Linked DNA regions of Homo sapiens: regions 1 and 3 are each linked to region 2. The links are chromatin contacts, found by Hi-C or POLR2A ChIA-PET in ENCODE. All regions are on one chromosome and are shown on one strand. Each heading gives the region's core, a stretch centred on a gene start or an enhancer-like site at or near the end of the contact. The rest is flanking DNA. Distances are from core to core; before and after follow the strand shown. Region 1 overlaps PC (pyruvate carboxylase). Region 2 holds the start of RHOD (ras homolog family member D). Region 3 overlaps PC (pyruvate carboxylase).

What was found. A loop is a pair of places that touch in the nucleus more often than their neighbours do. ChIA-PET counts read pairs that join two places held with the same protein, here RNA polymerase II (POLR2A). Pooled maps may share reads with other maps.
Region 1: a loop to region 2 is called in a map of PC-3, with 2.6 times the contacts of the local background. The contact joins the enhancer-like site here to the promoter of RHOD in region 2. A Hi-C loop is called at or near these places in 2 of 168 maps with a recorded cell type or tissue (PC-3 and mammary epithelial cell), 10 of 37 single-sample maps with no recorded cell type and 5 of 50 pooled maps. POLR2A ChIA-PET finds 5 or more read pairs at or near these places in 5 of 52 experiments (A549, H1, MCF 10A and 2 more).
Region 3: a loop to region 2 is called in a pooled map, with 2.2 times the contacts of the local background. The contact joins the enhancer-like site here to the promoter of RHOD in region 2. A Hi-C loop is called at or near these places in 1 of 50 pooled maps. POLR2A ChIA-PET finds 5 or more read pairs at or near these places in 3 of 52 experiments (H1, PC-9 and activated naive CD8-positive, alpha-beta T cell).

The regions. Positions count from the first base shown.
Region 1 is chr11:66,882,183-66,884,882 of GRCh38, forward strand. All of the region lies in intron 3 of PC (pyruvate carboxylase), which reads right to left. Among named protein-coding and RNA genes, the nearest start is that of LRFN4, 26 kb to the left of the region's middle. RefSeq lists enhancers at 1-531, 532-1,269. Within about 2 kb of position 1,274, at least 12 of the 41 ENCODE cell types and tissues checked have a DNase peak (open chromatin) inside an H3K27ac peak, as active enhancers do; they include PC-3 and Panc1, where a contact is called at or near this core.
Region 2 is chr11:67,055,539-67,058,238 of GRCh38, forward strand. It overlaps RHOD (ras homolog family member D), which reads left to right and starts at 1,309. Exons shown (of 5, transcript NM_014578.4): 1 at 1,309-1,496. The coding sequence starts at 1,365. RefSeq lists silencers at 1,208-1,367, 1,378-1,447.
Region 3 is chr11:66,919,765-66,922,464 of GRCh38, forward strand. The region is part of intron 3 of PC (pyruvate carboxylase); the gene reads right to left. It also overlaps the pseudogene RNU7-23P. Among named protein-coding and RNA genes, the nearest start is that of MIR3163, 13 kb to the right of the region's middle. RefSeq lists enhancers at 185-284, 1,385-2,325. Within about 2 kb of position 1,350, at least 3 of the 41 ENCODE cell types and tissues checked have a DNase peak (open chromatin) inside an H3K27ac peak, as active enhancers do.

The DNA of each region.
Region 1 (2,700 bases), core at 24-2,523, 170 kb before region 2:
AACCAGAAGGAGCACAGAATCCTGCTGTCAGGCCATCATCCCCCAAGTTTTGTTCCAGACAACAACGTGGCCCCAGTGCTCAGCAGCCTTTCTGGGGACCAGGGCAGGGCGCCACCTAAGAGCTGCTGCAGCTGAGGCCCCACATCGCTTCGTCCTACATATTCCTGTCCTCACAGAGCGTCTCCTGCAGCCTCAGAGGGCAGCAGTGGGCAAGAGGCCGCAGAGGAAGGGAAAGACCAGGCCCTGCTTCAGGGGCGGGTGGCCAGCAAGTTGGTTCTGAAAGCCCAGCAGAGCACCTGGGTCCCTCAGCAAATCCTCAGAGGTGTGCTGGAGAGCAGCAGAGGGCAGAGAAGAAAGAAGTGTGGTTCAGAAACAGGCCCCAGGAACCTCCGAACCAACAAAGCTCCACACACCTACTTCCTATGGGCCCAGCTGCCCCCAGCACCAGCACCCGCACCAGGCTGTGCCCCTAGCCCCAGCTGGGCTCCACAGCTGCCAGTGAAAGCAGGTCAGAACCAGAAAGAAAGAGCTCTTGGCAGAGCACTCGGGGCTGCGGCGGTGGCAGCTCTGACGGATGGGGCCGCTCTCCCCAGGCGGCTCTGCTCTAAACATGTCCGACGGGCCCCAGGGCTGGCAGCCAAGAGGGACAGATGAAAGAACGACTCCACCTGGCTCTCAGGGCTGCCACGGCTGATATCAAAGCACCCAAGAGAGGACAGACTGAGGCTGAGATTTCTGGGCAGGGGGGGCAGAAGGGAGGACGCTGGAAACAATGCAGGTGACAGACACAGAAGACAGGAGAGAGACAATACCAAAGACGGAAACAGACACAGCACGGGTGCTCGCCGAGGCTCAGCTGTCCGGGCTCTGGGCCCCCAGGAGCGCCGGCTGCTCCAAGTGGCACTGCGGCGACGAACAGCAGTGAACAGTGCCAGCAGGGCTCCTCATCGCCCTGGCAACCCTCTATTCAAAGGAGCAGCCGAGGGGGAAAGGGTGGCACCGAGGCGACTGGCGCCATGGTCTCGGGACTTGTGGACTGGGGGACAAAGGGGGTCTCAGAGAAAGCAGAGTGAGGGGTCCCGAGGGCCTGCAGTGAGGTGGCTGCTCCATCCCAGCCTCACTGGAAAGCAGTGAGAATTTCAGGGCCAACACTGCCCCCTGGCGCACGAGGAGCCAGCTTCCTGCCGACCCTGCAGCACGGGGTGTGGGCAGGGCTCACATGGGAAGGTCACTTGTCCCCATTCCTCCACATCCTATAGGAGTAGGCTCAGGAATGCCTTCCCTATATTCCCCGGGCAGCCACCTCCCTCAGCTCTGTCCTTGTCTGTGCCCCACCCATCGTCCTGCTCAGGGGGCTCTCCATGAGGTCTCCGTGGCGTCTGTGTCCTCAGCAAAGAGCATTTAATGTTATAAAGATTTGTTGACCCGTCTTGTCTCCTTTAATAGACACTGTTAGGGCCCTGGGCACAGGATCCCTGGTCTCTTTTGTCCCCACATCTCCCTGGCACTCTGTACAGTGCGTAAGACCAGAACTAAATAAATGTCTGAGGGAATGAATCAGTGAAGAAATACTTCAGGTCACAATGAGGTTGCAGAGTGGCATGAGGCTGTTAAGATTCACCGTGAGGCGTGGTGGCTCATGCTTGTAATCTCAGCACTTTAAGAGGCCGAGGCAGGGGTATCACTTGAGTCTAGGAGTTTGAGATCAGCTTGGGCAACATATTGAGATCCTGTCTCTGCCAAAAAATTAAAAAAAAAACTTTTTAAAATTAGCTGGGTGTGGCCTGGCACGTGGCTCACACTTGTAATCCCAGCACTTTGGGAGGCTGAAGCGGGTGGATCACCTAAGGTTGGGAGTTCAAGACCAGCCTGACCAACATGCAGAAACCCCATCTCTACTAAAAATACAAAATTAGCCGGGCATGGTGGCACACGCCTGTAATCCCAGCTACTTGGGAGGCTGAGGCAGGAAAATCGCTTGAACGTGGGAGGCAGAGGTTGCGGTGGGCTGAGATCGTGCTATTGCACTCCAGCCTGGGCAACAAGAGCAAAACTCCATCTCAAAAAAAAAAAAAAAAAATTAGCTGGGCATGGTGGTGCCCATAGATAGTCTCAGCTGCTTGGAAGCCTGAGGCAGAAGGATTGCTTGAACCTAGAAGGTTGAAGCTGCAGTGAGCCATGATGGTCCCAGTGCACTCCAGCCTGGGCAACAGAGCAAGACTCTGTCTCAAAAAATAATTAATCAATTAGTTAAAAAAAAAGATTTACCTAGAAATATTATGGAGCATTCAGATAAAGATTAGTAAGGCTTGGCCCCTCCTGGGAACAGCACACACACACTAGTGGGACACACAAATGTCCCATACATATTGATTAGAGCCCAAAGTGATGTTGACAGGACAGAGAGAGGGTCTGAAGGACAAGGTCAGCAAAAAGCACCTCCCAGACTAATGCAGAGCGTGCCTGTGCCCCCCACACCCATATGTTGAAACCTTGATCTTGGACTTCCAGCCTCCATAACTGTGAGAAATAAATGTCTGTTGTTTAAAAGCCACCCAGCCTGTGGTATTTTGTCACTAAAGCCCAAAAGGACTCAGACGCAGCCTGGCAATGGGAACCAGGGAAGCTGAGTTTCAGGGCTGCGAGGGGCGACAGAGGCTAGGGGCACCAAAGACTCAATTCTAAACAGAACTGGACAAT
Region 2 (2,700 bases), core at 59-2,558:
GCCCGGAGCGGGAGCCGGGCAGAGGAGTCAAGGAGCTGGGCTCTGCCTCTCCACCTAGTGACTCCTGCCCTGGCTGCCTCTTTAGACCACAGTGAGTTTAAAGGAGGTTGAAGGTGCTTTTTCACCTGCCTGACTTGGAACTCCATGAGGGGGGATGTCATGACCAGCATAAATTAGGGGGAACCTAATGACGTCTGCCCCTTGTTCTTTTAAGCTTCAATAGAAACACTCAGTCCAAGATCTGGGAAGACCCTTGTGCCCATTTTTAAAAGATTTCAACTCTGGCCATTAGGAGAAGTGGAGAGATCAGGTGACAATGAGTTCCCAGTTCAATGCTGGATTTACTGCTGGCATCCAACGTGCTCCACTGAGCAAGCACCAGCTCCTCATGCTGCACCACTGTGCAAGCGAGCCTCACCCTCTGCGGGGGCGGGGTGGGGGGGCAGCATTCCGCTCCGGCCTCCGCAGCTTCGCACGTGCCGCTGTCTCCGGTGGAACACCTTTTCCCTCCCCCATCTGACTGTGTTTCACTTTTTCCTCAAGACTCTGAAAGGTTTCCTGACTCCCTCAACGTGGGCGAGGAGCTCTTTTCCCCTACTCCCGTCCCGCTGCCTGTCCCTACTCCCGTTGTAGTTCTGATCACACTGATGTCCTGCGTGTCTACCATTCTAAGCCGTGGGCTTCTCAAGGCAGGGCCTGGATTTTGTCTTAAACAGTTCAGGGTCCCCGGGCCCTTGGGCACCAGGGGGACATCTCATGGTGCAATAATAAGAAACACTCACACTTTACAGAGGGAAGGTTCTATCGCTTTCCCTAGATCGTGGCCAGCCACGGTGTCAGGTGGCTGCCCACCTGCAGCAGAGCTTCCTGGTGCTGCGGGAGGGGGCAGGCCAGGCCTGGTGGGGCCAGTGAAGGGGGTCATCCCCTTCCCACCTGGCATGAAACGCCTGTGTTGTGCTGCGTCCTGAGACCCCTGGGGAAATGCACCATTCATTCATTCATTCATTCATTCACTAAAGGTCACTGGCTCCTGCCTGGGATCTGGGACCCAGCCCCTGAGCACACCCCCGCCCCCACTGTCATGGTCCCGCTGTTTGTCTTCTCCCTTCCGACCTCCCGTGGCCCCAGCGCGGCCAGCTCACAGTAGGTGCTCGGGCAGCGTTTCTTCAGGGACCTAGACGGCCTGGAGAGGAAGGGCCCCAGCCCAGCCGCCCGGGCCTCTCACCTGGCTCTCGGGGCGCCCGGCTCGCACTTCCTCCCGCCGCCCCGCCCCTTCCACATTCCTGCCCCGCCGGGCCTGCCCCGCGCAGTCTGGGTCTCTGCGCCGCAGCCGCCCGCCCGCCCGCTCAGCGCCCGGCCCCGGGATGACGGCGGCCCAGGCCGCGGGTGAGGAGGCGCCACCAGGCGTGCGGTCCGTCAAGGTGGTCCTGGTGGGCGACGGCGGCTGCGGGAAGACGTCGCTGCTGATGGTCTTCGCCGATGGGGCCTTCCCCGAGGTGAGTGCCCCGCGCCTCCGCCTCGCCCGGTTCCGCTCGCGCGCCCGGGTGTACAGGTCCGTGCCGGAGCGGCCCAGGCTGTGCGCCTAACCCGGCCTCCGAGGGGTGTCCCAGCGGGGCCTGGGGTCCAGGGCAGAGTTCTTCCGCCCCAGCCATTGGGAATGAAGGCCTCAGTGATGTTATCTGTAAAGCCGGAGGAATGGCATCCACCGGGGAGAGGTGTCACAAGGACTGAGTGAGGCGACCTGGGTGCACACAAGATCCTAAGACAGCACTTGGCCACACAATTCCGCTGAGGGCCTGAGAGCTTGGAAGCCAGACTGCCGAGGTTCAAATTATGGCTTTGCCTCTTATAGCTGTGTGCCCTTGGGTAAGTCCCCTAACCCTGCTGTGCCTGTGTCCCTCACTACATCACAGGTGAGTGACAGTGCCCACCACACAGGGTCACTGTGACAGAGAGTTAATAGACCTCAAGCACTCAGCCCCGGCCTGTGCACAGGAAGGACTCACGGAGAGTTGGCACATGTCGCTCCTGGGAAACATTGTCTCCCTTCCAGCTCTTGCCGCTGGAAAGCACATGCCATGGGCTCTGCCTTGGAGGGTGGGAGCACGCCAGCTGTAGCCTCAGCTGCTGGGCCCGCGTCTCTGCTCTCCTCTGAGCCCCGTGCCCTTTTGTAACCTGCTTAGCTTCTCTGAGCCTCAGTTTCCTCACAACAACCCCATGGGGTAGAGGGACTGTAGGGCAGTGGTGAAGTGGAGCCCAGGGGAGGCTGACAGGCAGCTCCCGTGCGGTAGCTGGCATGTCCTTGGCGCTGTAGGCATGCCCACCGTTAATCCTTCCTGACATGCTCACTGACTGCCCAGGCAGACTCCACGGGCACCAGGCGGCCCCTGCTCTGCCGCCTCTCAGCCCTGTTGTCCTGGGAGTCCATGGAGTTGCTTCCAGCATCTCTTCTTTTTTTTTATTTTTATTTTTTTTGAGAAGAGTCTCACTCTGTCACCCAGGCTGGAGTGATATTGGCACAATCTCAGCTCACTGCAACCTCCGCCTCCTGGGTTCAAGCGATTCTCTTGCCTCAGCCTCCTAAGTAGCTGGGATTACAGGCGCCCACCACCACGCCTAGCTAATTTTTAAAATTATTTTATTTTATTTTATTTTTGAGACGGAGTCTCGCTCTGTCGCCAGGTTAGAGTGCAGTGGCAC
Region 3 (2,700 bases), core at 100-2,599, 140 kb before region 2:
TGTTACAGCACTTTTAGAATTTGTCTAGCAGGCTTTCAGGTCTTTGCCAGAAAGCCCCATTAAAAATAAAAACAAAAACCTAAGCCATAAGTCCTGGAGAAGAGGTACAGAGATGCTGTATCACTCAAGAGGAATGCCTGGGTTTAGAAAATGGGCATCAGGTCAAAGGCACATCAGTGACCCAAACTTCTGCAAATGGCTTGATAATAGCAGTTACAGCCTTGAAATGTAGGTTACCATGGTGCCTAGCACAAAACGGTTGTTGAATGAATAAATGAATGAACGGACTCAGAACAAGGCTGGCTCATTCTGGTAATCAAACACAGAGAGAAGGCTGTGTAAGTGATGAGGGAGGACCCAGAGTATACCACGCCTCTTGCTGTGGCACAGAGGAGGGGAGGAGGGGAAAGACGAGAGAGATGGTGTTCTCAGACTTCACAGGCCAACACGATGAATCCAGCTGGCTCAGAAGACACCCTGCAGAAAGGTGCCAGGCTACTCATTGGAGGGAACTTCCCTGTAACTGGTATTTACCCAGCACCCCGTCACCCTCCTATGGGCAACAGAAATTTCTGTCTTCTTTTTCCTGCCACAAGCCCCTGCCTAACAGCTGAAACTGTTAGGAAAACCTGAAACTTAAATTCACCTTTGGAAAGAAGCCCCATATCTCGGATGATAAAGCTGGGACAAGCGGAGGGGGACAGGAAAATGGATATGGACCTAACACTGGAGAAAGTGGCAGCCCCGGGAAGGCCTGTCCCCTGGGGACCTGTTTGGAGCATCAGAGAGGACAGAGAGCCAACCCTATAAGCAACAGCTTCCCAGCAATCCCAAGAATCGTAGAGCCATTTCTTTGTCTTCGCCGCACCCTCCTCCAAGCAGCCTCCCCGCCTTGACTCCTTCCTTCTGTGGGGTATCAGAACTCCAACCTCCTCAGGGAACAGAGCTGGGCCTGGATGCAAATGTAACATGTTCAGGACATGGAAATACAGGCATGAGGCTGGGCGTGGTGGCTCACGCCTGTAATCCCAACACTTTGGGAGGCCGAGGCAGGTGGATCACCTGAGGTTTGAGACCAGACTGACCAACAAGGTGAAACCCCGTCTCTATTAAAAATACAAAAATTAGCCAGGCATGGTGGTAGGTGCCTGTAGTCCCAGCCACTCAGGAGGCTGAGACAGGAGAATTGCTTAAACCCAGGAGGCAGAGGTTGCAGTGAGCCGAGATCTCCAGGCTGGGTGGCGGAGCGAGACTCCGTCTCAAAAAAAAAAAAAAAGAACAGAAATACAGGCATGAGGCAAGGGCAACGTGGCTGAGGACGAAATGCCTTACTTGGCCCTTGGCTCAACGGCCACCTGACTGCATCCATTTATGTGCCAGTTCCCTTGGAGTCGTGAGGAAGACAAACCACTTTCACTAGGGCAACACGGAGCGTGGAAACGACCCCGCTAAAAACCCAGCTGCTTGCTAAAAACACTTCTCCTTTACATTTCTTCAAACTCTTGGGTAGGATTATCTTTCTTTTCCCGATAGCCTTAAAGAACCAGTATTTCAGGGAGGAAATAAAAGGAAAAAGAGAACAGAGGCCAAGGATAATTTTGTAAAACAGATGAAAACCAAGATGTCTAAGCAAAGAACCCTGCTTCCTCCCAGACCCCAGGCATTGCGTCAGATGCTACTGGGGTAGGAAAAATAAAAGGAAGCCAAAGACTCTGCAAAGGACACAAGCACAGAAATGACAAAGCAAAAACCTGGAGCCATTCAGGGAAATAAAAGCACAAACACACGGCCCTCTGGGGGTGGTGGCTTTGTTCTGGTGCAGGGGAAGGCAGGGGCATGGGCGGTGGGGTGGGAGACAGGAGCCTAGATCTGAGCTCTGCCACTCCCGAGCTGGATGGCCCTGGACAAGCAGTTCACCCCTTGGAGCCTCAGTTTCTTCAAGGTAACGCCTTTTACCTCCAGAGCTGTTGCAGTAAGTAGAGATAATACATGAAGAGGCCCCAGGACAGCAGAACAAACTTAGTTGCCATGATTATTCTACTGTTGTATTCTTTTATATAAATTTAGTTCTAGATGAGGAAAAACCAAACAGCAGATCCAAAACCACCCAAGAGTTCTAATCTCGTTTTCCCCACACTTTGGAACTGTCCCTGAGATCTGACTGTCAAGGATCTACAAAGAGAAAGCTGCCCACTGTGACATCACTCGCAAGGAGTTCTCTCCCTCACCCCATCTTCCTCATGACAATTCCCCTGTGCTTGTGAATGAGGGTAGGGGTCCCTTTGTCCCCATAAAGCCCAACCAGCACCTACAATCCCAGAATAGATTTACTGACGAAGTAAAGGGGTTTCAGAGAGTCTTAAGTCAGAGAGGAGAGTGTGGGGCTGGAAATCTAAACAGAATAACGACAAGAAAGATGAGGAGACAGCTACAGACAGTTGAACTTTCACTCAATAAATAACTGCACCATTCTAAGATTAAAACAGTCTTTCAGTCATCAGCATTGGCTGGAAAAAGCAATGAGCCTAGACCGGGCACAGTGGCTGAGACCTGTAATCCCAACACTTTGGGAGGCTGGGGCGGGCGAATCACTTGAGGTCAGCAGTTCGGGACCAGCTTGGCCAACATGGTGAAACCCCATCTCTACTAAAAATACAAAATTAGCTGGGCGTGGTGGTGCGCGCCTGTAATCCCAGCTAC